Linked DNA regions of Mus musculus: region 2 is linked to region 1. A link is a loop called in an ENCODE intact Hi-C map of the cell type or tissue named here. Cell type or tissue: gastrocnemius. All regions are shown on one strand. Links, peaks and the distances in the headings refer to the core of each region. The heading gives the core; the rest is flanking DNA.

Evidence for each region. A loop is a pair of places that touch in the nucleus more often than their neighbours do. Peaks named below come from ENCODE experiments on the same cell type or tissue, not always from the same donor. Only the 100,000 strongest peaks of a DNase experiment are listed, where the experiment ranks them.
Region 2: a loop joins it to region 1, with 1.9 times the contacts of the local background. A loop is called at or near these places in 6 of 42 quality-filtered maps.

What each region holds. Positions count from the first base shown.
Region 1 is chr3:88,232,051-88,245,632 of GRCm38, reverse strand. Rhbg (Rhesus blood group-associated B glycoprotein) reads left to right here. Exons shown (of 10, transcript NM_021375.3): 6 at 60-197; 7 at 367-500; 8 at 987-1,108; 9 at 1,967-2,040; 10 at 2,185-2,759. The coding sequence ends at 2,253. Among named protein-coding and RNA genes, the nearest start is that of Rhbg, 16 kb to the left of the region's middle. RefSeq lists an enhancer at 6,258-7,401. In gastrocnemius, for the core only: a CTCF peak has its summit at 1,357 (motif pointing right); a DNase peak (open chromatin) is centred at 1,382.
Region 2 is chr3:88,013,970-88,029,299 of GRCm38, reverse strand. It overlaps Hapln2 (hyaluronan and proteoglycan link protein 2), which reads left to right and starts at 1,789. Exons shown (of 7, transcript NM_022031.2): 1 at 1,789-1,915; 2 at 2,360-2,415; 3 at 4,829-4,970; 4 at 5,182-5,535; 5 at 5,660-5,776; 6 at 5,897-6,079; 7 at 6,475-7,550. The coding sequence starts at 4,883. The coding sequence ends at 6,758. In gastrocnemius, for the core only: no CTCF peak of the experiment used is centred there; DNase peaks (open chromatin) are centred at 5,943, 6,283 and 6,633; H3K4me3 peaks cover 1,681 bases; H3K27ac peaks cover 343 bases.

The DNA of each region.
Region 1 (13,582 bases), core at 1-2,500:
GGCTGGGATGTGTGGGTGTGATGGTCTTATAAGATACCTTGGCGGTTTTTTCCTTTAAGGTCCACGTCCAGAACGCAGCACTGGCTGGAGGTGTTGTGGTGGGGACATCAAGTGAGATGATGCTGACACCCTTTGGGGCGCTGGCAGCTGGCTTCCTGGCTGGGACTGTCTCCACACTGGGGTATAAGTTCTTTACGGTATGGTTGCTTTTCAAGACTGGGACTAAATATGGGAGGGAAGGAGCCTGGACCAGTGACTCAGGATTCCCAGACCTTCTGCTACTTCTCCACCAGGTTCTGGATACGGATAGATAGATTGATTATCCACTCTGTTTATCCAAGCCTGACTCTCCACCCTATCTTCCAGCCTATCCTTGAATCCAGATTTAAACTGCAAGACACATGTGGTGTTCACAACCTCCATGGGATGCCAGGGGTCCTGGGGGCCATCCTGGGAGTCGTAGTGGCTGCACTGGCCACCCACGAAGCTTATGGAGATGGGTGAGTCCTCCCTCATTCTCTCCAAAGTGACCTCTCTTCTTCCTCGAGAGCCAAGGGGAAAAAGAGCCTCTCCACCTGTTCCCATCCACCCATTTGGCCATTCACCTACCAGTATGGTGAGAACCGAGGGCCTGCTGTGGCCTGACCTCCTGGTCAGGGCCATGGATGGCCATAAAGTAAACAATTTCAAGAGCACTGAGCATTCCTTCAGGACCAGCAAGAGGTAATGACCTCTGGGGTCTACATCTCACACTGTGAGCCAGGAGTAGGGCAGGCAAAAGAGACCTTTGACTGGGTTCTGACAGGTATGTGGAGGTGGCTGGCTTAGGACAGGAGAGCACTTGAAGTGAACCTGACTGAGCAAAGGCCTGGGTGAGAGACGCTGGGGATCCCTGCACACCCTCTGGCTGCCCACAGGCACGAGTGACACAGGACACCCTGGCTGCCTGTTTCACATCCATCATTCCCTGTCTGGTCTCCCTTCAGCCTGCAGAGTGTGTTTCCACTCATAGCCAAGGGTCAGCGGAGTGCCACGTCTCAGGCCGTGTATCAGCTCTTCGGAATGTTTGTCACACTGGTGTTTGCCTCTGTGGGTGGCAGCCTTGGAGGTGAGTGGCTTTAGCTGGGCAAGGATGTCAGGTAAGAGCCCCAAGGAGGGGTACCCAGGAGGAAGGGCAAGGGATGCTTGCCCTTCCTGTAGGCTCACTTCCACCAAGATTCTCTCAGAACACCTGCCTGTGTCAGTGACTGGGCAGCATGGCCTCAGAGTGAGGAGGTACTGGTCTAAGGTCACACCGGCCACTGGGAAGGAAGGCTCCTCTCTGGGCTGTGTGCTGACGTTCTTGTGTTGCTCCCCTATGCCACTAGAGGGCAGTCTAACCCCAGCTGCTGGGAAGAGGCCAGGTTCTCCCCCACACCCCACCTCACCCCCAAATCTCCTCTGGGCAGCAGCAGACAGAAAGAAGGAGGCCTAGCTCACCCTGGAGTTCAAAGCCTTTCACAGAAGCTGTCTGCTCACTGGCCCTAGGTCAGGCATCCCCTCCTGATATCTGGCCTTAAGAACAAAACCTGATGCTGTAACATCCCTTCCCACTCACACCCACCCTCATCCTGAAACTCTCTATGGTCTAGTTCCCCGGGTCATGCTTCATGTGATCACTGTCCCTTAGGCCTTTCCCATGTGGAAGGCCACAAGAAAATGAGCATCTCTACTTCACAATTGAATCACGATACAGCTGCAGACATGAGCAAATTCTCTCACTTCTACCGGCTGGTGTCTTTGTGGGTAACTTGAGGGGTGGAGCCACCTTGCAGGACTTTCCCTTCTCAGAAAGGTGGACTCGCAGACCTTGGCTATCTGGAGTTCACCATAAGCTTATCAACCTGTGGCCCTAGGTGACAACCTCCCCCCCACCCCCCTGGGCAGGGACCAAGGGCCCTTACACACCCTTCCCTGTGGCTACCAGGGCTCCTGCTGCGGCTCCCCTTTCTGGACTCCCCTCCAGACTCCCAATGCTTCGAGGACCAGGTTTACTGGGAGGTGAGACACCGATACAGTTTGTCCCCCTTGACACTCCCTCTCTGCTCCCTTGCCTTGCCTTGGGCTACCACTTGCCTCTTTCCTTGTTTATGGGCTCCTTCTCAAGATCCCTGGAACTTTTCTTCATCCCTCCCTGCTTTGCAGGTACCTGGAGAGCAGGAGACTGAGACCCAGAGGCCTCTGAGGGGTGGGGAGTCAGACACCCGGGCCTAATTGCTGCCAGCGTGAGACTGTTCTCAGAGAAGACAATGGCTCCTGCCAAGAGAGCCTTCTCTGCCTTTGTTACTGTTGTGCCTGGAAGCCTGCCGCCCCTAGGCAGATCCCCATTAGCTGTGGCCAGAAAAGGCCAAAGCCAGCCTAGGTGACTGCCACCCCATTGACCAGTGTTACTCTGTTCCAGTGTCACCCAAGCCAGCTCCACTCTGGGTGGGAAGCTGGGTGATAAACAATGTATCACCAAGGACTCTGACACCTGTGTGCGCCTCTCCCTTTCACTGCTGAGGCCAAAATCTTGTGACAATCAAAGACCTTAGTGTTGACAAACCCTCTTTGGGTCCACAGAACTCCACATTCTACTGTATATGTCCCAACTAGTCCCATCCTCTCCAGGGAGAGGCATTATTGTCCAGAATGTCTGTGTCCACTTCAGCCATCTGATGCTGTCCCCAAATCCTTCCCTCAGCTGGCTTTCCAGTGCTGGGAAGAATAGGAAGAAGCCCAAAAGGAGCGTCTAAAGGGTGGTCTGCCACAAAACCTCAGCAGTTCAGCACCTGATGCCAGTTCATGGCCGGGTCCTGACGATGGCCAGGGTCATGTGGTTCTGGGACTGTGGATGAGGAAGGCAGCTGGGCGCGCGTTGAGCTGACTCATTTGAGCACAAGAGGGCGCTCTAAACCAACAGACGATGCCACCTCTATGCCTTGCCCAGGTCCTTGCCACCTAACCTTCCTAGCCGCCTCCATGTGGGTCCACAGGCATCCGTGCAAAAATCCGTTCAGGTGATGCCAGAAACTTCATATCTCATCCCACTCTTGGCGACTTCATCCCTTCGGCAGGTGGGAGCCCTTTCTGCCAAGAGCTGAGCACAACAACAGACACTTCTGCCTCCAAACTAAGGCCCCTCTGCGGGAGGAACCCAGAAAGTAAGGACACATCCTGGGCTCCACTTGCCCAGTGTGTACCTGGGCTCCCCCGTGCAGCTGGAGGTGGTGGAGAGAAAAGCTCTCTAGGGAGCTATAGTCACTTGTTCTACAGCCCTCTCCCCTCCGTACTTCCCTGCCCATTGCTGGCTGGGCTATGTAGGCTGGAGGATCCCAGGATTGAAGCACAAGGCTCCCAGTCACTGTGGAGAAGTAGTTGGGAGAGTTGGGACCCAGCTCTGGATGGGTGATGGACAGCCAGCTGGCTTGGCCTGCCCCCAGCTGTTCTGGTGAAGGAGAGCTGTGAAAATTCCTTCACTCATGGTACCGAGATGTTCAGGCTGGCCCTCCCTGCTGCTGGTTCATTTTGAACTGCAACCAAGCCTCTTCTTCAGGCAAAAAAAAAAAAAAAAAAAAAAAAAAAAAAAAAAGGCTCTTCCAACACTGGGAGAAGCCATCTCAATCCAGGGAGGCTTCCCCATTTTCCTTACATGCAGGGGCACACGATGGGTCCTGCAGAGTATGCTGTTTCATCCTTTGTGGTTTCCAGTGACGGTTTGATAATGCAGGAAAGATGGGTCCCTCTTTCAGGAGCCTCAGCCTCGTCATCACTGGTCCCCCTCATGGTGGGCTATCTATTCGGGATGGGTCAACAGGGTGACAGGGGGAAGCCAGGGACAGGGGCATGTCATCCCTCAGGACAATGAGGCCTCTGCCTCTCAGGACCAGCCCCTCTGATCAGCATGCTATCACTCTCAATGAAGAACAAGGGTATCCTTGCCTGCTCACGAACTCTGTCCAGCCCCAGTGCCTGAGCCCTGGGAACGATAATGACATAATGACGTATCCTCACCTCCTGCCTGCTTCTGGAAACTAGATTGAGGCGGTGCAGAAAGTCCCCTCAGAAGTGCCGTACTCTGGATTGGCACACTGTATATGTACTACGAAAGTTAAGTGTCCAAGAACACGGAGCAGGAGGCCGGGACCTTAGGATGTTCTAACAGCTATCCTCTTTGGTCTGGGTGGGAGACTACCTGGCCCGGAGGAACCTTCGACGGGCCGTGAGCATTGGGATTCGCGTCACGGCTCAGGCCGCTCCTTGGAGGAATTAGACACGGCGCGGCATCCGAGGTGCGGCCCAGTGGCTGCCGTCGCCCTCCCTCCCCCGGCGGCTTTGTCTGGCGAGCTGCGCCCACCGCCCGGCGCCCCCGTGCGCAGCCAACAAAGCAGGCTACTGTCCCCGGGCCATATGCAAATGCTCCAGGCGGCCAGCGTCCCGCCGCCGGCTTCCAGCCTGAAAGGGTCGGCCGGGCAGGGGGCGGCCGTGCTCCCGGGATAGAGCACCATTGTCTGTGCCGTCCGTGGCGAGAAGACCTGCACCGGCTTCGGGAGCTTCAGCTTTGGGGTCAGACCGAGTAGGCACGCACTGACCCCTGACCCCCACTCCCGACGCAGCGTATGCCTCTGAGTCATCGTGGCTGGGGTTCAAAACCAGCAGCCGTGGATTCTAGATGCTCACCCCTTAACCCATCTCTGCCCTCCTGCCTGTCCTTCCTTACATCACACTGATCTAGGGGAGTCTGGTAGATGCTTCTGGGGCCAATTCTCTTCCAGAGCACAGAGCAAAGTACTCGAGATGTCCTTAAAACAGAGCAAGTTACAAGGCAAGATGCCATGTTGGGTCGTCTGTGATAAGTGAGCTCCGGGACCACACGGGACTCCTTCTTGCCAGCCACCACGTTAGCAGGCCATTTTTACTGAAGGAACCATCAGCAAAGGCAAAACAGGTAACACCCAGTGACACTGGGGGTGAGAGAAAGAAGCCTGTGGCCCTCTAATCAGGGCAGTGGTTCGGCCAAAGAGGGATGTCCCAGAGAGCAGCCAGAGTGTCCGCTATGGGGACCCAGCCCTAACTCCAGGTCCCAGACACAGGCTTCCTGAGGCAGGCAGGGCCAGAGTTCACCTTTTTTCAAGTTCCTACCAAAGACTTACTTAGGTGAGAGGCACTCACCTAAGGGACACTCTGAAGAGTCTTAGAGTCTGCAGCACTGATACTTGTTAGTAGTTTCAGGCAAAAATTATTCTGAAAAATCTCAAAGTGACAAAAGATGCCTCTGAGCCATCGTGGCTGGGGTTCAAATCAACAGCCACCAATGCTCGCCCCCTTAGCCCATCTCTGGCCTCCTGCCTTTCCCTCCTCGAATCACATTGATCCAGGGGAGCCCGGGAGATCCTTCTGGGGTATCAAACTGTTCATCCCAGCTTTTAGGAGGTAAAGGCTGGTGGATCTCTGTGAGTTCTGGGCCAGCCTAGTCCACATAGTGAGTTCCAGGAAAGCTAGGGCTACAGAAAGAAACCCTGTCTCAAACAAACAAACAAACAAACAAACAAAATAAAACAAAAAAAAACAAAAGAAAAGAAAAAAGAGAAAAAAATGGAGAAGAAAGAAAAAGAAAGAAAGGAAGAAAGAAAAGAGAAAGTGCCAGGTGTGGTGGCATACACCTGTAATCTCAGGACCTGGCAGGTTGAGGCTAGCCCCAGTCTGGACTACAAAGGATGTTTCAGGACAACCTGAGATACAAGATTCTGTCAAATAAAAAAGAGAAGCATCTAGGATTTCCACAGCAGTGAGTGGACTGGCTGCTACTGCTGAGAGGTGGGGGAAGGCACTGGTCTCCCAGGACATCTTTGAAGGGGGAAGCAGCCCCGGTACTGGAACTTAGGCTGTTCCTTCCTGTCTTGCCTATTTTTGGGGTAGCATTTGAGACACTTCAGAATGGGTGAGAAGTTGGCCAGGAGAGCAGGGTAGAGGCTGTAGCATTTCCTGGTGCCAAGGAAGAAGGCGAGCTCTGCCTTCCTAGCACCTTGGAAACCAGTCCCTCTGTCCAGGTCTCTGACCCATCTCAAACATCTCCAGTGTTAGCCTCGTGGAGGCTGCTTCGGGGGCCCTCACCAGCTACCTCTGGAAGAGACCAGAAGCACAGAGCACACTGTTCCCCCCCCACCACCACCAGGGCCCGACGCCATAGGTGCTTATAGATGCTCTGCTTGCTTGCACAGCCCCAGAGGGTGCCAGGGTGGTTTCTAATGCCCTCTGGCTTGCATCTCCAGGGCTTTCTGGGCAGGACCCGAGGAGGACCCTCTTGGCTCTGAGGCTGAGGGGAAGGAAGCAGCCTTTGTTGGGAAGCCATCCTCTGGGTCCTAAGCCTTACTTTCCCACCCTGCTCTTGGCAGGAGAGCGCTCAGCAGGAGAAGCCCCCCTCCGGCCCCGCCCCAGCACCCCTCCTTCTCAGCTCAGCACCATCCATCTCCGTCTCCCCAGAGCAAGGAATGTGCTTCAGGACACTGTGGGACTTGTTCCCAATCCCTTCTAGCTCATTTCACCCGAGCTTTTACAAACTGGCCTCCATCCCATGGCTGCTGTCTGGGTTCTGCTTCTAAAGAAGCAGACAGAGGCCCCTCCTCCCCACCATTTCTCATGCTTTACTTTGCCCCAACACCGGAGGAGGCTGTATCATGGAGGGTCAAGGAACCCTGGGGTGGGGCAGGGTCCCCCCAGACCCCAGCTCTACTCAGACACCCAGCGCTATGGTGATGTCTGCCTATGTTATGACCCAGGCTACAGGCCATTCATCTCGCCTAGCCTTCCTGCACACCCCAGTCCCAGCAGGGAGCTTCTTGTTGGCAGTTGCTAACCAGAACCACGAAGCATGGGCCTTAGTGGTGCCCAATTGCTAGTGTACACCCATTACCTGCCCTTTGGCAAGGTGCTGAGCAAGGGGTGCTGCCCACCTGCATCTGGGGAACCACTGCGCTCTCTCTCTCTCTCTCTCTCTCTCTCTCTCTCTCTCTCTCTCTCTCTCTCTCTCGGACTTGCTAGCTGAAGGTTGGCAGGTACAGAGGCTTGGAAGGCATTTAGTAGTGAGCTTTCCTTAGAAGTGGAAGGGTCAAGCTGCATTTCCAGACGCCCCATCCCCACCCCAATCCAGGGAGGCCAGCGTATGAATGTGAGCTGGCCTCATGCTAGGGTCTTTCTTCTTTAGCATAGGCAGTGGGTCAAGATGCTGTATGCAGAGACTGGTTTTCCAGGAGCTTCAGTGTGTATCCTATTGTATCTCTCTGCTCTGGGCAACTGTGTAACTCCATGTGCTGTCTGGTCGGGAGTATGCTTGCTTTCTTCTCTGGCAGATACATGTTTGAATGTTCACCATGGGTTTTCAGCGCCTGGCCTAAGGAGGGCACTGAGATGTCAGTGGGACAGCAAGATAGATTGTAACAGGACTGGGTAACACACTTTTGATTGCAACAGTTACCTGATAATCACCAAGCCGCCACCAGGTGGCCAGAAGAGTGTAATAGGGAGACTCAGAAATGTATGCTGGTCATCTCTTCCAAGGGACTGTCCTTCCTGTCTTCAGAAAGAATGAGTCCTGCCTGCTCTGTGGGCCTCCTCATCTGTATTTGTGAATCCCCGTGCTCACATTCCACGAAGTGACTTCACTGTGTTCTGCAAGGCAGAGACCATGACTCAGTGCAAACAGCGGCTCTTCCTGAGAAACCCTTCCTTGACCTCCGGCCTCTGGCTAGTCAGAAAAGAGTGGCTCCGTTTGCCTTGGGAAAGGGCAGAGAGCCTGCCTGCCCTCAGCTGGAACCAGGGGGCGTGGGAGAGGCTGAGCCCTCCGGGATCTTTTGGAGGAGCACAGGGCACCTGCTCCCAGGGAGCCTGTCTGGGCTTCCACGAGGGACCCGCTGACCTCTGCACCTCTCTACTCCCCCTGTGGAGGTGCAGGGCAGTGCAGGCTAGCCTGAGAAGGAGCTGCCAGCTCACACCTGCTTGCCTCACTCTTCTCTTCTGGCCAACTGAACATAACTAGGGGGTCTTGATTCCCTGCAGCTGTGAAGAGAGGATCCACCCAGGGTCTCCCCCAACCCAGGGAAAAGTCCTGAAAACAAGCTCTGGCAAAAATCTTCGAGGAGGAGAGACCTGTTAGAAGGCCTTTAATCCTTTAATCCCTCAGATGGGCCTTGAGACGCTAATGGCTTTCCTAATTATTCTCTCCTATTTTCCCATAGCTGTGAGGACTTCTCTCTGAGGACTTTTGAGCGGAGAAAAATTCTGAGTGAGGAGTGTGGAATGAATGGCGTTCCCCCACCAAATCAGTTCTGAGCCTCCAAGTGGCTGAAGAGGTGGGGGAAGGGCCAGGACCGCCCCAGCTGGGGTGTTAGGCTTCCCATGGCTGACACCCGGGTACAAGGCACAGTGGCAGGCTTGGGACAATGGGGCAGTTGGGGTCTGCCTAAGAGAGCCAGGTGTGGGACTGGGGTTCCCTCAATGTGAATGGCCCATTATCCAGCCAGAGGATGGGAGCTGAGGGCCTTTTGTGTCCTTCTCCCTATAATCACCCTGGTGGTGGTGAGGAGGGTCTCTTTGTGTCCCCTCTTCCCTGTAATCACCCTGGGAGGGAAGTGACGGTGAGGAGTGTCCTTAAACCTTCCTTAGAGAACAGTTGGCCATTCAGGCCCTTGGCCCTCCTTGTCTCCAGCAGTCCAGGATTCAGGGGTTTCTTTATATTGGGGTTCAGAAGCAGCAGACATGGCCAAGATCTGGGTTCAGACCCCTCCCCTTCACTGTGGCCTTCTTTGTAAGACAGCCCACCTTCCCAGCTACCACCCTACCTTGGGCACCTAGGGTCCTTGTCTGACCTCTTCAGTTATGGCTCCCAAGGGCTCAGCCCTGCCTGGGAGCAGCCTGACCCTCGTCTCTGGCCTCTGCTTTGCTTTAGTGAACACTCTCCTACAACCCCCCTGTGGGATAAGGCATCAGCTCCCGTTTCCCCAGCAGCTAGGAGACTTCTCAAGTACACTGAGTGAGGCAGGCCGGAGAACCTCCAGACACACGCAAGTCATTTACAGTGCCTTTGTCCTGTCCCTTCACCCTTCTCCAGATGACTGCCAAGACCCCTTCCTGGGATCCCTTGAGCTAGGCTGTAATCACACCTCTTGGAAAGGAGACAGACTCAGAATGTGCTTAGAAACACCAGAGGGAGGAAGAGGGGTCCAAAGGCAGCCAGGCTGGCCGCTGCTGATGCTAACCAGTAGATAAGTGGGAACATGGAGGCTCCCCACACAATTCTGTTTTCCCTGTGACTTGCCAAAATTTTCCTCAAGAAAAAGTTAGGTAAAATCCAATTTTTCTTATGTACCTCTCTTTAAACTGCAGCTCACCAGTCCTGTCGGCCCTCCCCTTTTCTCCCCATCCCTGCCCCCCCTTTCCTTCCCACCCCTGCCCTCCCTGCCTTCCCCTCCCCTGTACTGTTTTCATGGGTGTTCTCTGCCTATGTCATTTTGATCCTCATCAGCCTCTCCCAAAGGTCAGAGGTCATGGGTTCTGGTGGCACAATCCTGGACTAGCCATTAGCCCCCCACCTGCCACTCCAGGGGATTAGGGCAGGCCTGGCTGGCTGGAGGCTTTTGCAGAATTGCTTCAGAACAGGGAAGGTGCTGTCTTCACATTCCTGGCCTGCCTGTGTGCTCCATAAACCCTTGGAGCCATAGCTGGAGGGTCCTTCCCCATGGTTCCGCCTGGGCTAAGCCCCTAAGTGTCCCATTCTGCACCACTTCTAACTTTGTCAGGCATCAGCAGCCATTGAGTCCTGTCGCCCTGTTGGGGGTGGGGCTGGGGGGACTGGTTGTGAGGGCTGTTACCACAAGGCCCCTTTATTCCCAGCAAGACTAATGGTGACAAGTTTCTACCCTAAATCAGCCCACATTGTGGGGTTGCTCCTGATTAATAACAATCCTAAGAGCCACCAGTTGTGAATCCTCAATTCCTGTCCTGCACTGGACCAAGTTGTTCACAGACTTTAGCTTAGTTTGTTCCTTAGAGGCTCTGAGAAATAGCTACTGTTTCTGTTCCCATTTTTCAGATGAGAAAGGTAAGGTGATTCCCCAGAGAGCCTTTGTCTTCAGCTCAGTTGTGTAAACAGAGGAAGGGAAGGGTGCAGCATGTCTTGAATGGATGCCTTCGGTGGGTGCTACAGCAGCATGCTTCCCTCTGCAAGGCCTTGCTCCCCTAGCTCCCGAGGCCGGGGCTCACACACCCCTCTAGTGGTGGCAGAGGGACTGCTATTGCCTGCCACACAGGCAGGTACAGGTTGGTTCTTTAGAGACCTGGGGAGAACCAGGTGCCCACCCACAGTGCCAGCTACAGAGGTTGTTGTGGGGACAATCCTGAAAGCTTACAGGAAGATATGGGAAGGCCTGTGACCACAAGACAGATGCATGGTGATGAATGAGAGGGGCAGGGGGAAAGAAGGGCGAGAAACACTGTGTTCCCTACCCCTCCTCCTCCAAACCAGGGCACTAAGGGAGTCTTCCTCCTCCCTTGCTCCTCTCTCCTCCTCCTTCTCTTCCTCCTCCTTCTCCTCTCTTCTTTTTCTTTCTCTTCTTTTCTTTTTCCTTTTTTTTTTTTGTAGGAGAACAAGTGTAAATGTATTAAGAAACAGTGAGTAAGAACTGAGCATGGGAAGGGCTCCAAGAGAAGAGCTTTTTACCGGACCTCTCTGGTTCCTTGCAAGTCTGAGGGTCTCTGATATCCTGACCTTCACAGCCAAACACTATTCTTCCATCCCCGCTTAAAAAAAATTTTTTTTTTGTTTACTTATCTTGAAAGTCAGGGTCTCACTATGTAGCCTTGGTTGACCTGGATCTCCCTAGGTAAACCAGACCTCAAACTCACATAGCTCTACCCGCCTCTGCTTTCTGACTGCTGGGATGAAAGGCATGTGCAACCAACCCCAGAGCACCTTCCTTAATTTTAAAAATAAAAATCAGCTGGGCATGGTGGCACACACTATTCATCCCAGTGCTTGGGAACTCCATGAGTTCAAGGCCAGCCTGGTGTACAGAGAGAGTCCCAGGACAGAGAAACGTCGTCTCACAAAACCCAAATAAATAAAATAAAAAATAATATTTTAAATTAAACTGAGATGAGTACAAATACGGCACTGGGTTCTATGCCCAGGACAAGGAAAAAACTATTTCTGAATAAACACTTATTTCATGCGGACCAGAAGAGGCTCCCACACCTTCCCCCCACAGGGCTCTCAGAGTTCCTGCCCCCAGGCCTCTTACTTATAAAAGTAAACAGTCACCCGTGACCAGGTCACCCATGACACGAGGCAGCCACTGATGCTCAACTCTCAGGGGAACCCAGCAGGCAAAGAGAAGACTCTACATGAGTCACCGAAGTGGTTGTCACATGACTGTTAGTGGGCAGAGGTGACTGTCTAAGGAGAGGGCACGGTGTGTGCACAGGCTTGGAGAGGGGGCATGGCCGGCCGTGTCTCCGGGACTGTGCTATTCTTTTGGAATGTGAGCAAGGGGGAAGCAAGCAGGCTGGCTGAGCTAGAACCCTACAGCCAGGGGCTTCTGGGGTACAGTCAGCTGCAGACTGAACTCTCTCAGCACTGATAGAGAAGGTTGGAAGACCTGTCCCTTCCTAGGAAGATGGAAGGGTCTGAAAGGAGCCAGTCCTGATCAGAAAGACCCTGGTATCTACAAGGAGTCCCTCAACCTTTACTGTGTGTTTGGGAGAGTTGATAAACTGATGAAAGCTTAGTACAATACCGACATTGAGTGTGTGCCCAGTTAATGCTGCAGAGATCATGATCTCTCCCCTGGCTCCATACCTACTTGGTGGGGACCTAGGCATCCTTCTGCACAGGCTGTATCTTCTCCCGTGGTTTCCCTGGGTAGGCACAAGGCAGGGGCAGAGCACATGAACTCGAGGTTCTGTACTTGAGCACAAGAGTTTGATTCCCTTCAAGAGAGGAAAAAGACCTTCCTGACTGGCCCCTCGTTTCTGCACCTTCTCACTTACCTCCCTTGTAAAACACCCGGACTCATTAGAGATCTACAGCCAGGCCTGGCTCACACCCTGCTAAAGGCAGCAAGCAATTAGATCGTTAGCACGGGGCCCCAGCCCACCTGCTCCAGCCCGACCACTTTGTTTTAACTCTAATCCCTTAATCTCCCTCCATGGCAGGCTGGCTCTGGGTTTTTTTGCCCTGCAGAGCCCCTTCCCTCTCTTTCTCTCCCTTTCTTCCCCCCAATTAGGAGCCCTTCTCTTTCACAGAGAGCCTATCTCAGCTAAAGGCCTCCCCGCCTATGAGAAATAAAATGCTGGGCTGTCTCTGGTCTTGAAATGACTCCCAGTAACCATTTGACTCTCCCTAGAAGTCTTTGCACAGAGGAAGCTGCCACCCTGTGACCTGGCCTGGGTACAATGGCTAGGATGTCTACAATAGGATGTCTTTCCTTTGTCTCTTCTTGATCCAGTTTCTCAGAGTTCTCTGGAACTCTCTTCCCTTGGTCCTTTCATAATGACTTCTACATTCCTTCCAACTCACCCACACTGCCTGGGCCAGAAGCCACCAAGACCTGTCATAATGGAATTTAGGCCAGAGCCCTGATTGGATAGATACCTTCTACTAGTAGCCCCATGTTGATTCCCTGTTCTCGGGCCCTAGGGCCTTTAGCCACAGAGAGGTCAGGAGAACCTCAAGGGTTTTTTTTTTTTTTTTTTTTTTTTTTGTCCTTGGAGCTTCGAGCAGAGCAGAATTATGGGGAGGGTTAAGGTGACCCAGAATATATGCCTGTCAGAAGGTTTCCTGGGAAAGGTCTGTTACTATCCAGGTTACAGGCCTTGTTTGTACCCAGATTCACAATCAGTGCTGAGGACAGCGCAGGGGGGGAAGGCCCTGTTCCTCGTGCCTTCTCTAAGGTCTGTGGGCTGAGGGGAGAGCCGGGCACCAATGCCCAGCTGCTGTCCGGCGTTCCCACAGGTCTGGTGCCAGTGTGTGAATGAGGAAGTGTGGGAGGTGGGACTCCCCACCATCTTTTGGCTGGGATCACAGCCAAACCCCTGAGGCCCCAGGAAATGATAGAAGTGGGGGAGCAGCCACGAGGGGAGGTGGGGGTTGCCTGGCACCTCCCAGGAAGGAGAGTCCAGCGAGTCTGGCATGGGCCAAGCCTCCTGCAAGATGAATGGATGACAAGGGCCCTCTCTTCCCCAGGGCCTCTCCACAAAGGCCTTGGCTACACCATTGAATGGTGGGGGGTGGGGTGGGGGTGGAAAAGGGAACTCGGGCCACCCGAGGAAAAGTGAGATTTTTCCAAAGGCCTCTACACTCCTAGGAGAAGCCCTGGGCTCAGGCCCAACTTGGCTTAAATCAGCTGAAAGAAGAGGCAACTTTCTTAGCATTTCTGGGTCTCAGTTTCCCCAGGCCCTGGTGTTCTCTCCCCTCTTGATGTCTCTGCCCCTATCCCCTGACGGAAGTCCTAAGACCTATGCAGGAACTGTCATTCCAACCTGCCCACCATAGCCTAAGTTGTTGCAAATC
Region 2 (15,330 bases), core at 5,162-7,661, 220 kb after region 1:
AGAAGCCAAAGCCTTAGTTTTACTCTGAATTGTTGATGGACACCTGTCCATATGCTGTAAACACGTAAAACCATGCCAGGTGTACACCTCAGCTCTGTGCATGTGTATGAGTTGTCACGTGGTCTATGGGCGTGGACTTCAGCGTGAGGAGAGGCCAGGGAGGCTGCAGAGGAAAGAATTTTTCCCCTGAGAGACAAAGGATCCTCCCTATCAGAAATTTATTTATTTATTTATATTCATTTATTTATTTTATGTAAGTACAGTGTAGCTGTCTTCAGACACCCCAGAAGAGGGCATCAGATTTCATTACAGATGGTTGTGAGCCACCATGTGGTTGCTGGGATTTGAACTCAGAACCTCTAGAAGAGCAGTCAGTGCTCTTAACTGCTGAGCCATCTCTCCAGCCCCTTATTTTTATATTCTTTTGTTTTGTTTTGTTTTGGTTTTGGTTTTTCGAAACAGGGTTTCTCTGTATAGCCCTGGCTGTCCTGGAACTCACTTTGTAGACCAGGCTGGCCTCAGACTCAGAAATCCACCTGCCTCTGCCTTCCAAGTGCTGGAATTAAAGGCATGCGCCACCACTGCCCAGCTTTATATTCTTATTATTTCATATGTGTGGATGTTTTCCTGAGTGTGTGCCTGTGCATCATGTGTGTTCCTGATGCCTCCTGTGGCCAGAAGAGGGCATCAGATCCCTCGGGACTAGAGTTACAGCCGTGAGCTGCTGTGTGTGTGCTGGGAATTGAAGTCAGATCCTCTGGAAAACAGCCAGCGCTCTTAACTTCTCTGGCCCTGTTTTTCTTTTTTTTTTTCTTTTTCTTTTCTTTCTTTTTTGAGAAAGGTTTCAACTCCGAAGCCCAAGGCAGACTCAAACTCATGACACTCCTCCTGTTTCAGCATTTCAAGTGGTGGTCCACATCTGTGGCCTCTCCAGAATTTTAAAATGTTATTGTTGTATGTGAGGGACTGTAGGTTGAGTTTCAGTGTGGAGGTCAGAGGACGACTTTTGGGGGTCCATCTTCTCCTTCCACTGTGAGTCTGGTGATTGAATTCAGCTGCCAGGATGTGGTTTTACCTACCAAGCATCTCACCAGCCTTGAAAATGTAAACAAAATCCATCCATGGGTGCAGAGGAAGGAGGAACTGTGAAATCAGATGACTCTATTTTAGAGAGATTCCCATGGTGCTGGAGAGATGGCTCAGGTGTTAAGAGCACTTGCTCTTTCAAAGGACCCAGGTTTCATTTTCAGCACCCAAGTTACAGCTCTCAGGGTCTGTAACTTCTGTTCCATGGTATCTGTTGCCCTCTTCTGGCCGTTTTAGGCACTACAGACATGGCGCACAGACATGCACCACTATAAATTAAAAGCCACACTCATACATCTAAAATAATGAAATAAAAATAGCTAGAGAATTTCCATAGTCCCTCCTTGCTAGGAGTCCCTTCCCAGGGACAGAAGCATCTTCCTGTGATTTCTACCTCTCTAGCAGCAACCCCAGCTGTGCAGCATCACGCATGATCTTTTTATAATCCTGGAGTTTAGAGTACTGAGGGTGCCCCATTCCAGCCTTCTCCTATCCTCTTCCTGGATGTCAGTTTCTGCTCTGAGCCAATCACCCACCCAGGCCTTTTTCCGGTGGTTTGTGCCAGCCTGTCCTGCATCCCACATCCCCAGCTGTTGACATTTCCATGCCATTGCCCAAGGGACGAATAAAGGGCCCCTGTTACCCAACAATAGGGGAGAAGACAGGGACAATGGGAAATTGTGTTTCTAATAGGGTGTGGACAGAAAAGAAAAGGACAGACAGACAGAAAGGGTCAGGGTCCTGAAGCAGCCAGACATCCTGAAAATCTGACTCCCATCTTGACAGCCTCTTCTGAAAGGCCATATATAGCCTGGCACAGAGGGCACAGGTGAGGGCTTTGGTGGGGGGGAGGGCAATTCTGTTGTTTGGATGGGGTCCATATGAAAATACAGAGCTGGATTCACAATTAGGGTTCGTCCCCGCTCCTCCTGGTCCAGCACCCTTGTACTTACAATTGGTCTGTCCCACCCCTGGTCTAAGGACAGAAGTAGCAAGGCCCGCTCTCCACACTCTTTTAGGTAATCTCCAGGATTGCTTTACTCTGCCCCCAACCGGTGTCTTGCCCTGGCCCCAGGACATCAACTGGCACAGATGCAATCACGGCTGACTTAGTGTGCTGCGTGAACATAGGCCTCAGTGCCTTGGCTTCTCTGAACACAGGAAACGAGTCTCTCTAGAACCGTGTCAGAGGAGCTGCAGTCCTGAGGCTCTAGGGTGCTTTGAACCCCCAGAATCCCTAATGAACCCCCACTGCAACTTCTTCCTTCTGCAGGACAGGAAGCTGCTGAGCACAGCTCGATTTGCCTCTGAGGAGAGATCATCTTGCAGGTAGGCAATGGGCTGCTGGCTTTCTATGTGTGGAAATGTTATATGTGTGCTTCTCTTAAAATACAGAACCTTAGATCAGTGACTAAGAGCTCAAGCTGGCCCAATCTGATTCAAACCCCAGTTGAACCTCCTTCCATAGCTCGGTGACTGTACCTGGGTGTTTATCAATGCCTCCCTGGATAGCCAGAGGAGTCAGAACAGTATACCGCAAAGTGCCTAAGTCAGATTGGACTTTAAACATGTCCGTGGTAGCTCAGTCCATTTTTTATTGCACTTTTATTTATTTTGTGTTTATGTGTGGTGTGCCTGTGCCATGCTTGTGTGAATGGAGTCCGAGGACAAGGTGTGGGAGTCGGCTCCCTCCTTTAAGCGTATGAGACCTAGGAAATGAACTCAGGTCATTAGTCTTGGTGGGGACCATCTTTACACATGGAGCTATCTCGTCAGCGCCTAAACATAAAGATCACTCTTATTTACCAGGCTGTCCCATATGGACTCCTGTCCCACATGCTTTACTTGTAATTGAGAAAGGGTTTCTCTGTGTAACCCTGGCTGTCCTAGAACTCACTATATAAACCAGGCTGGCCGCAGACTCACAGAAATTCACCTGCCTTTGCCTCTTGAATTCTGGGATTAAAGACATATACTACTTGACATTTTTATTTTTATTATTGGGAGGTTTTTTTTTGTTTTGTTTTGTTTTGTTTTGTTTTTTGAGACAGGGTTTCTCTGTGTAGCATTGGCTATCCTGGAACTCACTTTGTAGACCAGGCTGGCCTCAAACTCAGAAATCAGCCTGCCTCTGCCTCCTGAGTGCTGGGATTAAAGGCGTTTGCCACCACGCCCGGCTTATTGGGTTTTTTTTAAAGTTGTGTGTGTGTATGTGTGTGTTAGTGCCTGTGAGAGTAGGTGCCCTCAGAGTCCTGAAGAGGGTGCCAGATTCTCTGGAACTGTGACAGACTTAGCATGGGTGCTGGGAACCAAACACTGGTGTTTTCGACCCCTATTGGAAAGGGGAGGGTGTTTTGTTTTGTTTGTTTGTTTTTTAGTGGGGTGGATTTTATTTGTTTGGTTTTTGTCTTGTCTTGTTTGTGTTTGGTTGGTTTTTTGAGATTGCCTGTGTGGCACTGGGATTCTCTCTGTACAACAAGGCTGCCTGCCTGGCTCTGTTTCCCAAGTACTGGGGATAAAGGCATGTATGTGCTAGAACCAGCTGGCAGGAAAGTTCTTAATGTAACTAACCTGTTTCTTTAGATACAAACTGGTCTATCTAATGCCCAGGGCAGTAGATACTCTTCAAGGCCTTTCTTTACCGCTGTCTTCTTCCTTTAATTGCTTCCTGTTAATTCACAGCAAAGCACAGTTTAGCCTTACTCTGCGCTCTATAGCAAGTGTTCCACCTCAGGCACTGTTTTAAGTGTTTTACAAACATATGATGCATTCAGCTAATTTTTGCTGAACTTGCAGGATGCTACAATTATTACTTTACTAACCAAGACACTGAGGCTAAGGTTAAGCTACTCCTTTAAGGTTGTGCACTTAGCATATGGAAGAGCCCAGTCTATAAAATAAATAAAAACAAGGGGTCATCAGTCCACCATTTGTTTTTTGTTTTTTTTTTTTTTAAAGTTCAAGGTAATAAGACTAGAAACTACAAAAAAAACAAACAAACAAACAAAAAACAAACAAACAAAAAAAAAAAACAGGGTAGGGCGGGAGGAGACTCCAGAGCCCAGACAGACAGCTGCAGCTTACACTGTTTTTATAACTTGATGGTGTTATGTATTGTAATTCTGGAAAACCTAGTGACACGGGTAGTTGAGGCGATAATAAGGGTCTGAGAAAAAAGTTCCCTGTTTGCTCCAGGAAACTTCATATGCCACAGTGAGGCAGACTGGAGAGTGAGGGAAGGTCTTCCGGAGGTCAGGCCCACTTAAGTCCAGGATGCCTGGATTCCAGTACAGAGTCGGGTGTGGAGGTCAGTTAGGGGAGACAACATTGACTGCAGGGGAGCCTGGAGCCTTTGAGGTGAAGACGCTTCCACGTTATCAGAGAGAGAGAGAGAGAGAGAGAGAGAGAGAGAGAGAGAGAGAGAGAGAGAGACTCTTCCAAGCAGGGCACATATTATTATTGTATTTAACTTGGTTCTGGGGTAGAAAGTGATGCTGGCAAATTAATACAGAGGTTCAAATTCCAATGGAAGGCCTGGGGAGTAGCTGGGTTGAGGAGTAGCTGGGTTGAGGAGTAGCTGGGTTGGGGGACCCAGAAAGGAGATGCTAGGTCAGGACTTGCTGGCTGGGATGACCTGTCATCAGTGAGGTGAGGCTTGTTGGCTTACAGCTGACAAATGCCTCCATGCACCCAACAGGAAGCCGACCCTCATCTCTGCCCCCCTCTCTGTCCTTCCTTTCAGTACTAGGGAGTGCCCACCACCTGTGCCCTGCAGACGGTGCTTGCTGACACCATCATGCCAAGCAGGATCCCTCTCCCTGCGTTCTGCTGCTTCCTTCTCCCCTGGGCCTTCACCAGCTTTCACAAAGCCCTGGGGAATCCGGGTAAGACCGTAGCCCAGCCCCCAACCAGAACACTGGGGTAGGGGACCAAGGGATGGAGGAATAAAAAGGGCAGCTGTTGAAAGTCCCTAGGGAGTGAGAATCAGTGGGGAGAGGTAAGGCTGAGCCCGAGGAGAGCCTCTGGGGACTAGGTCTGAATGGGCACTTGGGGCAGGGAAGATCAGAAGCCTGCCACTGTGGCCCCTCTGCTCAGCCCCCCATCCGGGTCCCCACTACCTCCTGCCCCCCATCCACGAGGTCATTCACTCTCGTCGTGGGGCCACGGCCACACTGCCCTGCGTCCTGGGCACCTCGCCTCCCAGCTACAAAGTACGCTGGAGCAAAGTGGAGCCCGGTGAGCTGCGGGAAACGCTAATCCTCATTACCAACGGACTGCACGCCCGGGACTACGGGCTCCTGGGAGGGCGCGCCAGCTTGCGGAGAGGGCATCGGCTGGACGCCTCCCTGATCATCAAGAACGTGCGTCTGGAGGATGAGGGTCGGTACCGCTGCGAGCTCATCAATGGCATTGAGGACGAGAGCGTGGCACTGACCCTGCGCCTGGAGGGTGAGCTTTCCTGCGCCGGCACTGAGGTTCCCTAATTATATTGGGGCACCTCACCTCTGCCGGCCTCCCCTGCCCGCGCTCCCCTCCGCACCCAGCTGCCCTGTCCAAGCTCTCCGCTCCCCAGGTGTGGTGTTTCCGTACCAACCCAGCCGAGGCCGCTACCAGTTCAATTACTTCGAAGCGAAGCGGGCGTGTGAAGAGCAGGACGGACGCCTGGCCACTTACGGCCAACTCTACCAGGGTGAGCGGCGGATCCCCGGCTGGAGGCCCCCTAGCTGCACATCGACCCCGGCGAGTTTGCGGGAGCTAGAGTCTGGCTTGTGCTGGTGACTCCCGTCCTCCCCACCCCCTCCTCCGCCAGCGTGGACCGAGGGGCTGGACTGGTGCAACGCCGGCTGGTTGCTCGAGGGCTCCGTGCGTTACCCTGTGCTCACCGCGCGGGCTCCGTGCGGCGGCCACGGGCGGCCAGGCATCCGCAGCTACGGGCCCCGCGACCGCAGCCGCGACCGCTATGACGCCTTCTGCTTCACCTCGGCCCTGGCAGGTGAGCCAACTGCGGGCAGGCGGCGCCCGGCCTGGGGACTCCGCCTGCAGGAAGGGCCGTGTCGGGTCAGAGCCTGGACGAAGGACTCCCGGGCGTGGGAGAAAGGACCTAGGAGGTGGCAGGAGCTGGACTTGTTGGCGGAGCAGGGGCTGGTCAGCTCCCTGTGTCGTGGGCGGGACCAGGAGGAAGAGATGGGCGGGGCCTGGGCCCGGGGCGGGGCCGGTGTCAGAAGCCAGGCAGAGAGACAGCGTGTGGGCGTGGTCTGATGTCAGGGCGAGCGCATCCTAGACAATTTTCCTCCGCACGGTCCTGTGAGGGCTTCTCGGAGCTTCGCGGCCGGGTCCCCGTCCCACACCAGCTGCTTTGGGCGGCCGGTCACCCACTCGCATTTCCAGGCCAGGTGTTCTTCGTGCCGGGGCGGCTGACGCTGTCAGAAGCCCACGCGGCTTGCCGGAGGCGCGGAGCCGTAGTAGCCAAGGTCGGGCACCTCTACGCCGCCTGGAAGTTCTCCGGCCTGGATCAATGCGACGGAGGCTGGCTGGCGGACGGCAGCGTTCGCTTCCCCATCACGACGCCGCGGCCGCGCTGTGGGGGTCTCCCTGACCCAGGGGTGCGCAGCTTCGGCTTCCCCCGACCCCAGCAGGCGTCCTACGGGACCTACTGCTATGCCGAGAAGTAGGAGTGCGACAGAGTGGCGGGTCCCCTCTGGACAGACTAAGGCCCAGCCCTCACTTCTGCCTTCCCCAGGCCAGCGCGGTGCTTCGGGCTGCTGGGCAAAGGGGCGTCCCGGGCATTAACTGACCAATAAAATAACATGGCACCTTCTTTGTTCCATAAGAACAAACATATATTGCATCTATGGCTCAGCAATATACTGGGTTTGTGATTAGAGAGCACCCACAGCACGAAGGACAGAGGAGAGGAAGGAGGAGAGGAAGTCTCAGCAGACCTGGCCATCTACACGGGAGAATACAGGCTGCCCTTTATGTCTAACCAGTCACTCAAAGGTTTCTTATTCAAAATTTCCAGGAACTCCAAACTTCCAGAGCTGTCTGGGCCCTACAAAACAAATATTCAAACTAAACTCATTTCTAAATGTACTTATCACTTCCAAGGTCTGTTTTATTTAGTTTATTAATTTTATTTATTTATTTTGAGACAAGGCCTCTCAATTTTTCCTTGACTGTCCTGGAACTTCCACTGTGGACTAGGCTGGCCTTGAATTCACACACATCAGCCTCCCTCTACCTCCTAAGTTCTGGGATCACATCTGGCTAAAGTCTACAATGAAAGACGGTAAATTCCGTGTGGACTGAGAACTCAGCAGCTAAGCTAACTTGATGCTCTTTCAGAGGACGAGGACCCACAATCATCTGTAACTCCAGTTCCAGGGAATCCAACAACCTCTTCTGACCCCCACAGGCACCAGGCAGGCACACTGTGAGCTTGTCTACTATAATAAATCCACTTGAGAAAGATACAGACAACCATGCTGATAAAGACAACTAAAAGCAAATGAGTCCTTTATTTTTGGCTGTGATCAAGAGTGGCTCTGAGCCTCTTGGTACCCTAAGCTCAGGGGTACCAAGATACAAACCACAGTTAAATCAATGTTAGATGAGAGTCAGAGGAAACTTGCAACATTTGTTTTTGGCAGAACGTAGTAGTTATTTCATGCATAACATAGCAATTATTTTTTACTTATACCTTCTAAACAATAATTATTTTGGTTAATGCATCTGGGCTATGCTCAGAGTCATGGAAGTCCCTGAAGTGTAGACTGTTCGGCGAAAGCAAGGGGTTGAGGAGTATCTAAGCAGACCAAAATGGAGTCCAGACAAGACAGTCTTGACATTTCACTCATCTACTTATTTAAGTTACTTTTAAATCATTGGTTTTTATGAGGAGTAACAATCAGTTAATTAACAATCAGTTCATTAGGCAGGGCCTGATCATTAGACCTAGGAGGACAAGGACAAACAGACCCCTGGACTGTGAATAAGGTCATTGACCATGGAGTCCAATGAAGCCAGCTACGGAAACAGCGACTTCTGGTTTATTTTTATTTATTATTTCTAAGGACCAATTGTTATTTGGTTTATAGTTAGGCCTTAATTATTGAAGAAATCAGGTAAAAAAAAATTAAACCTATTGTGTTTAGCTACAGCAGAGCTAATAAAATCTTGTCAGAGTCCAGTCCCAGGGAGCTGTCCGGGTTACCCCTATAGGAAGCTTTGTGTCTGATGTTAGCATCAATCCAGAGGGAGAATGGAACATCACAATTCCCTGAAGAAATAAACCTCTGCCAGATCCCAACCAAGGAGGTTTCGGTTGTCCTTAGACTTGCTGAGATCCTGACCCTGTGTTGACACCCCAGCCCCTCCCCCCAGCACTTTCACCTGACTCCATCACCCTCTATCACCTGCATCCTAAGAGCCAGGACAAAGCCTTCCTAAAGCTGAAATGGCCTTGTCTAGACGAGCAACTCCAGGAAAGAGAGACTGCAGAGTGGCAGGTAGCCCCTGCAGCTACATTTAACGTCTCCATTTCCAAGCTCCCTATATAAACTCCGAGTGTTCCCCCTCTTCAAAGGCACCCCCTTTCCCTCCGGAGAATGTCTGTCCATTGCTGTTTGAAATAAACAGTCTCTTCTGGCAAGGTCAGACTGGTCTCTTTTTGCCTCTGTCTCCTTATGGCACCTCAGGAATAGCCTACACTGCCAATCCCTATCAGCAAATGTCCATTGTTGAATTTCTTAAGCCTTACTATGGGTTTCCAGGTTTCACAGTTTCTTCCTCATCAGGACCCAGCAATCGTGGGTCCAGGTGACACCTATAACTCAGTGCTAAACGAATGTCTGTAGTTGAGCCTGCTAGACTGACTGGCCCTGAGTCAGACAGAGCCTCTGTCTTATAATATTTGAAGCTCTCTGAGGAACTTCTGACAGAATCAGGTAATTGCCTGTCAGCTAGGTGGAATAATTGAAAGCCAGAGAAGAGGGCATAGCCAATTGAACTAGCATGCAGGTCCCATGCCAGTCAGGTGGCTGGTACAGGCTTCCCCTGTTCACAGCATCCCCACTGGGAAGACATTGAGGGCAGAGTAATTGCTATTTGTCTCGATGTTGCTGGAGACATTCAGGATGTAAATGCAGACTGTAAGATCCTTTGCTGGGTGAGAGTTCATCCCCTGTCCCATGAGACATGAAGGGCCATTCATTTTCCCTACAGATGGGGAGGAGGGTTTCTAGGTCCAGCCTACACGGCCAGAGACAGGAGCATCAGACTTCCTGGAAGTATAATTTCCCACGATGAAAATCTTTCTCCCGTAACGAGGCCAACATGCAATTTACCCTGATGGGGTCTGTGTTCCACCCGAGAAAAAGGGGATGCTTAAATTTAGGGGTGTCCTGCCACTCAAGTGTAGTGTAATTTAACCCGTTTTATTCAAGTTTTCAGATTTTCATAACCAGCTTTTAAAATATACCTGATTTTAGCCAGGCGTGGTGGCGCACGCCTTTAATCCCAGCACTTGGGAGGCAGAGACAGGCGGATTTCTGAGTTCAAGGCCAGCCTGGTCTACAGAGTGAGTTCCAGGACAGCCAGGACTACACAGAGAAACCCTGTCTCGAAAAACAAAAAACAAAAAACAAAAAACAAACAAACAAACAAAAAAACCAACCTGATTTTGAATCTTATTTTATATTAAATAAACTTTAAGCTTACCTTAAAATTGTTCTGAGTTATGTGATTTAGGCTTTACTGACGACATATACAGAAGATTATTCAATGGGAGATACTGAGGACATATACAGAAGATTATTCAATGGGAGATACTGACGACATATACAGAAGATTATTCAATGGAAGATATAGACTGGTCTCTCCCTCCAACCTTGTCTCTGTAAATGAATTACATTTATTCTTACCTTGACAAACACAATTTGGGACACATTAAAGACATTTGATCATTTATAAGATAATTATCTTTGGGGGAGGGGATGAGACAGGGCTTCTCTGTGTAGCCCAGGCTGTCTTGGAACTCACTCTGTAGACCAGGCTGATGTCAAACTAAGCAATCCATCTGCTTCTGCCCCTCCCCCAGGTGCTGGGATTAAAGGCGTTCACCACCATGCCTGGTTTTATCTTCTATGTCTTAATTACCTTTAACTACTTACAATAAATTAATAATTCTCATCAATTAGGATTTTATAATTCTATCTCTAAGATTTTTTAGCCTTAGAAATTACATTTTGTTCAAAAAAAAGAATCTAATTTAATATCAAAATAAACTTTAAAACACAGATATATTCCATGAAGAAACTGAAAAACTTCATTTTTCTAATACTTTTTTTTTTTTTTTTTTTTTTTTAAAGATTTATTTATTATATGTAAGTACACTGTAGCTGTCTTCAGACACTCCAGAAGAGGGAGTCAGATCTTGTTACAGATGGTTGTGAGCCACCATGTGGTTGCTGGGATTTGAACTTCAGACCTTTGGAAGAGCAGTCGGGTGCTCTTACCCACTGAGCCATCTCACCAGCCCCTAATACTTTTTAAAAAAGATTTATTTATTATTATTCATAAGTACACTGTAGCTGTCTTCAGACACACCAGAAGAGGGCGTCAGATCTTGTTACGGGTGCTTATGAGCCACCAGGTAGTTGCTGGGATTTGAACTCAGGACCTTTGGAAGAGCAGTCAGTGCTCTTAACGGCTAAGCCATCTCACCAGCTCCTTCTAATACTTTTTAAAAGAAACTTTTTAAAAAAAGATTTTATATAGATATATATGACAAGTACACTGTAGCTGTCTTCAGACACACCAGAAGAGGGCATCAGATCCCATTACAGATAGTTGTGAGCCACCATGTGGTTGCTGGGAATTGAACTCAGAACCTCTGGAAGAGCAATCAGTGCTCTTAACCACTGAACCATCTCTCCAGCCCTTAAAGAACCTTTTTTTTCTTTGTGAGTTTCCCATCATGCACCCCAGTCCTGCTCATCTCCCTGTCCCCTCATATCCACTTGCTTTTGGAGGAGGGTCTTGTGCTCTGCATATTCATGTGCTGATTTCTGTGACTCTCCTGTATCAATATGGCATAAAGGATGCTCCTCCTCAGTTATCTCTGATTGGTTAATAAAAGACTGAACAGCCAATGACTGGAAAGAGGAGATAAAGACTGGACTTCTGGTCCCAGCCAGGGGTCCCAGAGAGAAGAGCCAGGGAGGAGTCCACCACAGGCAGGTACAGGTCCAGAGGAAGGGACATAGTCGGGTGGAGGAAGAAGAAGGAAGAAGTAGTCTCCAAGGAAGTTCTCCATGAGGACTGACAGCTACTGTGGATGGAGCTAAGGAGAGACTAAAAGCCAGGATCTCAGTGTATGTGGCTGGGAATCGCTAAGATAGCATAGAGGATTGGGGATATCTGCTCAGTTATTGTGCTTAAAGCTTGTTGAATAAATCATGGTCTCGTCTCAATTATTTGGGAGTTAGCCAGGTTAAAAACAACTGCAACCTTTAAATTTCATCCTATACTTTGCCCTTGCAACCTTCCCCCAAAATAAAACAGATACACAAACAAGCAACAATATACAAAAAAAACCAAACAAACCTCAAACAAACAAAAAAAGCATAGATAGTATCTCAGTGTGCGGTTCAGTATATCCCTCTGTCCACACATATTCACTTGTAAATGTTCATTGCAATGAGCATTGATCTGGTTCGGGGTCTCTGGCATCTGTGACACCATCTATATTGGATCCTCACTGGGACTCCTCCCAGTTATCCTGTTGTTGCCCTGTGTCATGGAGGTCCTGCAGCTTTGGAACAGCAGGACTGGCCCTTTCATGCATCCCAACCATTTGCAGATGATATATGTTTTGGGGTTGGCCATCTCAGAGCACTGGGTCTAGGCCTGGGTGGTAGCAGAGCTGGTCAGCCCATCAGTTCTCCCTTTTCCACACCACCAGAAGCTCTTAAGCACTGCTCTGGCAAGCACTGCTCTGGCTCAGTCACCCAATGCTGCTGTCAGCAGGAGACAGGGTCAGCTCTGCTCTCATGCCCTCGGGGCCAGCTCACCTGCACCCACTCCTCCAGAGCCGGCTTCACTGTGCTGCCCTGTCAAGGTGCACAGCCCACTCTCCCAAGTGCTGCAGCCTGTGAGGGACTGGGACAGCTTGCCTGCTCTCAAGTCCTCAGGGCTGGTCACCTGAGCCTTCAACATCAGAGTCAGCTCCACTGTGCTGCCCAGGCGAGGTACAGGGCCCACTCTCCTGAGTGCTATAGCCAGCCAGTGAAGGGGCAAGGCCAGCTCTCCCAACTACCGAAGATGGGGAGGGGGAGAGGGAAGGCAGAACCCCATCACCCATGCTACCTCATGGTAGACTAGTGGCCGGGGCCAGTGGTCCCTCAGGGCTGGCCCACTCGTGCCTCTTGGCAAGGGCCAGCCCTACTGTGTTGTCCAAGTGAGGTTCAGAGTCCACTCTTCCATGTGAGAGGCAGGGACAGCTTTCCTGCTCTATTGAACCTGGGGCCACTTTTCTGACTGCTAGAGGTATGTGTGGGGGGATCACCTCCATACCAGTGCCATCCACAGCACACAAGTGACAGAGTCAGCTCTCTCATGCTCAAGCCCTCAAGACCACTTCACCCACACCCCTGCCATTAGGGCCAGCTCCACTGTGCTGCCTGGGCAAGGCAGAGGACCCACTCTGCTAGCAGTGAGAGATGGGACCAGCTGTTTAGAGCGTGGCATCTAGTGAGGGGCGAGGTCAGTTCTGCACACCCCCGAACATCCATATCTCTCATGGTATTATGACCCATGGACATCAATACTGACCCCTGCCACTGATAGCCATGGACCCAGACTTGGCTCTCAGTGGCAGCTCACCATGGCCCCAGGTGGCAGGGCAGGCCACTCACAACGACAGAAACTTAGCTACAGACTCAAAATGGCTCCTGATTACAAATGTAATCCTGGTAGTTTCTCAGCAAGAGTATCCGGACTTGGTAGGGCAGACCACAAGCATCTCAAGACTCCAAAAGGAGTCTCAAGAACAGATAGACTATCCTATCTCAGAGGAAGAAGGCTTGGAGACTCAGAGGAAATGACAGACAATGGTACCCAGGATAGCTTCTATCTCCATTCTCTCTCTAGAGCCCTACAATTGATAGACTCTTCCATATAGATAAACTTGCATGCATCCTTTGGCCACTCTGAGATGTAGTCCTGGACTCACAAGCCGGCAAGGCTCCAGGGATGCTGGGGTCTCTGTGGAGTTAAAGAATTGGGAAGGCTGCTCCTCCCCTGTCCATCTTGCAGTCCTGCCCTATGGCTCCTGCTGCCACCACTTGCCCTGTGCCACAGGCTGTCTGGTTCCATCCCAGACCTTATCTTGCAGAGATTGGCTGGCAAGATATGGCTTGCCCCTTGGGAGAAGGGGAATGGGAGTTGATCAAATTCAGGCTCTGGGCAAGACCATAAGTGGGAGAAGAGCAACAGGAACGAGTTAGGATGAGACTCTGAAGGGTAGAGAGCTGGGAAAAGCAGGGAAAGAAATAGTTGTAAAGCAAAGACCAAGTAAGGGGAGGGGTAGCCAGGGGATGCACAGACAAAGGCAAACTGAAAGGTGAATCAGGTCATGGAGTTTTCGGTCAACAGAATCCCAGAAAGAGGTTAGCATTACTCCTGTAACGGATGATGGGGCTACAGATTTCTTCCTAAAGCATAAACTGTACCCCAGGTCAGTTTCTAATTGCCACTAAGCAAAGGTGAGCTTAGAGAAGAGTTGAGTTCTTCTTCTTCTGAGGACCAACAGCAGGGAGGGGATAAAACAAGACAAAGATGCCAATAACAAAATATTCCATCAGGCAGAATTTGCCCAGCTTGTATTCAGTCATTCATGGTGTTGGCTGGCCATTCATCCCGACTAAAATCCGAATATAGATCTGTCATAAGAGATAGAATCAGGCTGGAAGGTGGTGGTGCACACTTTTAATCCCAGAACTTGGGAGGCAGGGGTATGTAAATATCTGAGTTCAAGGTCAGCCTGGTCTACAGAGCAAGTTCCAGGACAGCCAAAGATAGACAAAGAAACCTTGTCTCAAGAAATGAGAGAGCGTGAAATGGTCTAGGTCTCTAGAAAGTTAATTACAGTCAAAAGATGTTTGGCTGGGGCACACAGGTGAAGGGATGGCTTACTAAAGCAAACACGTGAAAGACTGTTTTCCTGAAGCAGACAAGGGTGAGAGGATGCTTGGATTTAGCAGACACATGAAAGGATGCTTGATGAAGGAGTGTAAATATGACCCCATAGACAGTGGGAGACGAGCACTGAGTTTTGTTTGCTCCACCTTGATATTCTTCGCTAAAGGCACACATGTATTGATTCATCATATATAGTGTTGTTGGGCTCACCTTGTGATAATGCTGTCACCACCGAGAGAAACTCACCCAAGCACTGCTCTCAAGGTTCCCACGGCAGCTTGCTGCTTCTGCAGCCTCACCTCAGGCAGGCTGGTGAGCCTGGCAGTTTCTTCAGGATTGAACTACAGCTGTCTGGTGTCTGCTTGCTGAGAGAACTGGACTGTAGCTGCTGGTTCATGCATGGTGTCTGCCTGCCTAGAGGACTGGTCTGCAGCTGCTGAGTCATATTTGGTGTTTGCTATGGGGACTGAACTGCTGCCAAAGATGACTGAGCTCGCCCCCAAAGAACTATTGCTGAACAGATCCACTTCCCTCCTTTCCTAGTAACCTTTCTCTTTCACTAAGTCTGCTAGAGGAGAGGCCGAACCCTTATTAAAAGTAGGTTGCAAGCCGGGCGTGGTGGCGCACGCCTTTAATCCCAGCACTCGGGAGGCAGAGGCAGGCGGATTTCTGAGTTCGAGGCCAGCCTGGTCTACAAAGTGAGCTCCAGGACAGCCAGGGCTATACAGAGAAACCCTGTCTCGAAAAACCAAAAAAAAAAAAAAAAAAAAAAAAAAAAAAGTAGGTTGCGCTGGGCGATGGAGGCGCAGGCCTTTAATCCCAGCACTAGGGAGGCAGAGGCAGGTGGATCTCTGTATTCGAGGTCAGCCTGGTCTACAAAGTGAGTTCCAGGACAGCCAGGGCTACACAGAGAAACCCCTGTCTTGGGGTGGGGGGAGAGTAAGTTGCAAAAAAAATCTGCAGTTCTGGGGGGTGTGGAATTAGAATGAGTCAGGAAACCAGGTTCTCTATTAATGTTTTCCCAACTTTGGGTGAGAGGACAGG